Regions from separate parts of the Homo sapiens genome. Here region 1 is linked to region 2. Evidence: read pairs that join two places in POLR2A ChIA-PET (ENCODE). Cell type or tissue: MCF 10A. All regions are shown on one strand.

What was found. ChIA-PET counts read pairs that join two places held together with the same protein. Peaks named below come from ENCODE experiments on the same cell type or tissue, not always from the same donor. Only the 100,000 strongest peaks of a DNase experiment are listed, where the experiment ranks them.
Region 1: POLR2A ChIA-PET joins it to region 2 with 5 read pairs; 2 of 35 experiments call an interaction of 5 or more read pairs at or near these places.

The regions. Positions count from the first base shown.
Region 1 is chr6:1,331,688-1,334,187 of GRCh38, reverse strand. The region is part of intron 1 of FOXF2-DT (FOXF2 divergent transcript); the gene reads left to right. Among named protein-coding and RNA genes, the nearest start is that of FOXQ1, 21 kb to the right of the region's middle. In MCF 10A, no CTCF peak of the experiment used is centred here; no DNase peak of the experiment used is centred here.
Region 2 is chr6:1,135,562-1,138,061 of GRCh38, reverse strand. No RefSeq gene overlaps it. Among named protein-coding and RNA genes, the nearest start is that of LINC01622, 35 kb to the right of the region's middle. In MCF 10A, no CTCF peak of the experiment used is centred here; a DNase peak (open chromatin) is centred at 1,501.

The DNA.
Region 1 (2,500 bases), 200 kb before region 2:
CAGCACACTTCTCCTCACTCAACAGTGTATCTCAGAACCTTTCCACAAGAGCATAAGAATCCACCCATGCTTAATAGTCCATTGTGTGGTTTGTATCATAATGAATTTAACCAGTTTCTTAAATTGATATTAGCAAGTTTTCTCCCCCCATTTGGGGAGATTACAAACAATACAGCAAGACGTGTCCTGGTACCCTTGCACTCTTTGCACAGATGAGAGAACAAACCCTTAGGCTGAATTCTTAGCAATGAAATTGCTGGGTCAAAGGGTATGTAAATTTTACATTTTAATAGATATTGCCAAATTGCCCTGTGAAAAAGTTATATCAATTTACAACCCTATCAACATTATATGAACTGCCTATTTCCTCAAAACCTCACCAACTCCATGTGCTATGAAACTCTTAAATCTTTGCCAATAGGCAATAAATGGCAAATGATTATTGCTGTAATTCATGTTTCAAGTAAGGAAGACAACATTTTTTTGCATTTTATGGACTATTTGCATTATTTTCTGGAATCTGGCCTTGACTACTGTTTATTTTTATTGTATTTTTTTTTTTTAGTTTTAAAAATTGACTTTAAAAGCTTTATCATTACCTTTATTTGTCAGATAGGCCACAAATATGTTTCTCATTTGTCTATTGCTTAAACAAATAGAAGTTTACATTATTTAAAGACTCACACTTACCCACCTTTTCTTAGAAAGCATTTGGGGTTTGTGCCATGCACAGATGAGCCCTGCTTCTACAAAAAAGACTTAGGACTCTTCCATGCTTTCTCCCAGAGTTCTTATGGGCTCGCTTTACACATAGAAATCTTTGCTGTTTTAGACATGTGTTCTGGTGAATGGAGTGAGATGAGGACTGGGTTTGAGAAGATTTTGTTGGCTCCACATGGTTTTGCAAATCAACCTGCTGCTCCAGTGATGACATGCTGCTGAGGGAAGGTTTGGTGGTTCCTGGGAAGTTGAAAGGATCTGGGCAAGCTTTTTGTAAGATCCAGCAGAAGCTTACTCTCTTCTTCTTGCATAGAATATTCTGCTATTGGGCTAGGCGTGGTGGTTCACGCCTGTAATCCCATCACTTTGGGAGTCAGAGGCAGGCAGATCATGAGGTCAGGAGTTCGAGACCAGCCTGGCCAACATGGTGAAACCCCGTCTCTATTAAAAATACAAAAATTAGCTGGGCACAGTGACGCGCACCTGTAGTCCCAGGTACTCAGGAGGCTGAGACAGGAGAATCACTTGAACCCAGGAGACAGAGGTTGCAGTGAGCCAAGATTGTGCCACTGCACTCCAGCCTGGGCAACAGAGCAAGACTCTGTCTCAAAAAAAAAAAAAAAATTCTGCTCTTATTCTGGCTGACCTTTGAAGGAGGTCTCACAGAGTACAGGGAAAGATAGCAAGAAGATGGTGAGAGAAAAATGGAAAACTGAGGGCTCGTGGAGGAAAGGGAGAAACACAAACTTTAAATGGGATTAATCACTTATGTGCATAAACCTTAGAGCTAATAGGACCTATTTCTATTTTGACAATGTAAACATAGAAGACAGAGAATCACTGAGCTGAAAAAAACAATTGAGCAGATGAATTATCTTCATCTTTTTCCATCTAGTTATGCTTGAAAAGAAAATAAGGAGATTAAAAACTTTTTTGTTAGTCTCATTTCAATAACATTTTTGCATTGTATTTTTTGGTTTAACAGATTATTATTATTATTTTTTTTTTTGAGATGGAGTTTTGCTCTTGTTGTCCAGACTGGAGTGCAATGGTGTGATCTCAGCTCACTGAAACCTCTGCCTCCCAGATTCAAGCGATTCTCCTGTCTCAGCCTCCCGAGTAGCTGGGACCATAGGCGCATGCCACCACGCTTGGCTAATTTTTGTATTTTTAGTAGAGACAGTGTTTCATCATATTGGTCAGCCTGGTTTTGAACTCCTGACCTCAGGCAATCTGCCCGCCTTGGGCACTATGTAATCCCATAGTGCTGGGATTACAGGTGTGGGACACCATACCTGGCCAACAGATGAAAATTCTTATGGGAGAGTCAAGGCATCTCATTCGGTATACACCCTAGGTTTTTAGTGTTCCTCCTATAGTTTCTAAATGTGTGGGGTGTTTTCACTTTAAAGACCAAGTAAGTTAATTGCACTAATCAGTAATATCAGAGGTTTATATTTCTTGGCATGAATGGTATGACATGCATGTTGGCAAAGACCTATATGGCTTTGATTTGCAACATAAATAATCCTGTAGATCAAATTCCAGGTAATTTAGTTAAAAGTTACTGAAGGTATTTCCCCCCAAGTGTCTACCTCATGGTAAACTGTGTAATTTGTACAACAATTGTAGGTTGATTGATGAGGATTTGACTTCCTCATTAAAGGTTAAGGTGCACTTTTACTATTATTAATGCTGATTACCATTTGTTGAGTATCCACTCTGTACCATATACTAAATATTTACCATACTCAACAAATAGGTTTGGGTGTGCAGTATA
Region 2 (2,500 bases):
CATTTTATCCTTCACTTCCCCTTTTGCTGGGTGTTTCCAAAGTCTCCTAGAACTGAGCTAAAACAGTACACTTGACTACTAGAGCTGAAGTTTACACACAATTCTGCAGTGTAAAACTTTTGTTTCCAGTTCTGTATCCTTTAGACGAATTATTCTCCTGTGCTACAAATTCTATAATCTCAAATTTCTGAATATACCGAGAACGAGTGATACCAGGATTTAAAGCGGACCACTGGGGGGTTCATTAGAGTTGAAGATGCTGCGATTAGGTAATATCCCTCTGAAGGATTTTTGCAATTCACTTGATTATACACAGCCATAAGCTATTTTTTAAAATCCTGTTTGCTGGCCGGGCGCGGTGGCTCACGCCTGTAATCCCAGCACTTTGGGAGGCCGAGGCGGATGGATCACGAGGTCAGGAGATCGAGACCATCCTGGCTAACACAGTGAAACCCGTGTCTACTAAAAATACAAAAATTAGCCGGGCGCGGTGGCGGGCACCTGTAGTCCCAGCTACTCGGGAGGCTGAGGCAGGAAAATGGCTTGAACCCGGGAGGGGGAGCTTGCAGTGAGCAGAGATCATGCCACTGCACTCCATCCTGGGTGACAGAGCAGGACTCCATCTCAAAATGAATGAATAAATAAATAAATAAATAAATAAATAAAATCCTGTTTGCTGTAGATAAAGAAAGTCATATTATTTAAGGTAATCACAAAATGCCACACTGCACTGCAGACAAAACTTAGTGTCTCGCTCAGCCAGGTTCTGAGTTGCTTTGTGTTTATCAAACAGGAGGGCATTCGGTGCTCCTGCTCATATACCTACTTGTAAACGTCTCCACAGACCCAGTTCATGCCCCCATCTCAAGGCATGTTTGTGTCCTGTTAAAGTGGTGACCTTATCTTTGTTAAGTGTACGCATATGGCTTGAAACACATTAATGACTTTTCAAAATCATTCAGGTATTTGTGTGGTAATTTCAATTAACTAGATTTCAAAGCAGGTGGGCATGCCGCCAACAGACGGACCAACCCAGGGGTGGAATTCTGGCATTTTCTGTCGCATACCCCATGCCATTAAGGGAAAGTGTTTCAAACAAAAAGGAGGAGTCCAATTATGCCAAGTTGTAAAAGGGGTTTTTTTTTAATGTTCTGTTTTTACAGTAACTTAAGGTTTTGTGCCAAGCCATAAATATTTCTAATTTTAGCTCAGATCATTAATCTCAGACACTGTATGCATCTTTGTCTATTCAATTCCTAAACTCTACATTTTGGAACAGCCTGGAGAGAAGTAGCAGGTCCTCTAATTATCTGACTCTGCACTTGTTCACCAACAGTGCTTCTGACCACTCACAGTTAATCCGCGGCAGCACAGCCAGGCGCCTGTCAACTCTAATGGATTCATCACTATTAATAAGTTAGGCGCCTAATTTCCTACGAGTTGGCACTAGCAGTGACGCTGAGAACAGATCACATGTCTCAGCTGACGTGCTGATTCTTCCCTGCTGAAACGGACCTTTCTGCCAAAGTCAATGAGAAAAACTGACAGTGCTGGATGAGTAACCCTCCATCTCATGCAGGGCATTTGGCAGCTTGCACCCTTTTGCAAAACACAGCACGTTTTTAAAATTCCTCCAAATAACGATGATAATAATAGAGATACTTATCGAGAGGGACAAGACTGGTTTTCATATTTTCTACCAGGAGCCCACAAAAGTAGAACTGATGTTGGCAGCAGCAATTTAGGATCACTTGTCAGTGTAGATCGATTCTCAAGAGCCTGCACCACACTCCACTGCCTGCGTTGTTGGCCAAACAAATGTGTATCATTGACCTAAGTTGAAAGGCTAATTTCTGGTCTGTTGGAAAGGATCGAGCAACTGAGAATGAAGGCCTTCAGCAAGGCTCTTAGCCTCTTGGTTATGGAGAAATGTCTGGAGAGCTGTATACTGGTTTCTATTTGCTCAGTAGCCAGACATGCCTCCTCAAAGTAATGATGTCCAGAGAACTGATGTGATTTTGCAATTTTACTCTCTAGATGACCTGGGCATGCTCTGGGCATTAAGTGCTAATTCAGAAGATGTGTACTCCCAGGAGAGACAGAAGGGTGATGCTGAGACAGGAGACCATCTCTGGCACCCAAGACAAAGCACTGGGAGACACAGCTCTCCTTTGTGTTACATCAGAGGCATGGAGAAATAGGCCATAAAAATTCAATGACCCAGCTTCGCCGGTTGCAAAATTCAGATGTCGCTTTTATAGGGAGGAGTCACTGAAGTTTCAGGGCTCATTCTACTTATTAATTTGTGGAATAAACTGAAGGCTAAAGAAAAGAAAAAAGATATGAGGTTTTTTTTTAAAATACCATCTTGAATTCTTACTTTTTTTGCTGACAAATCCACGTTATGTCTTTAAGTTCAAAAACATTTCAAATTCAAATGTTTGTTTTAGAGTTTAGAAATGCATTAGAAATTTGTATACTACCCAGAATGATCTACAAA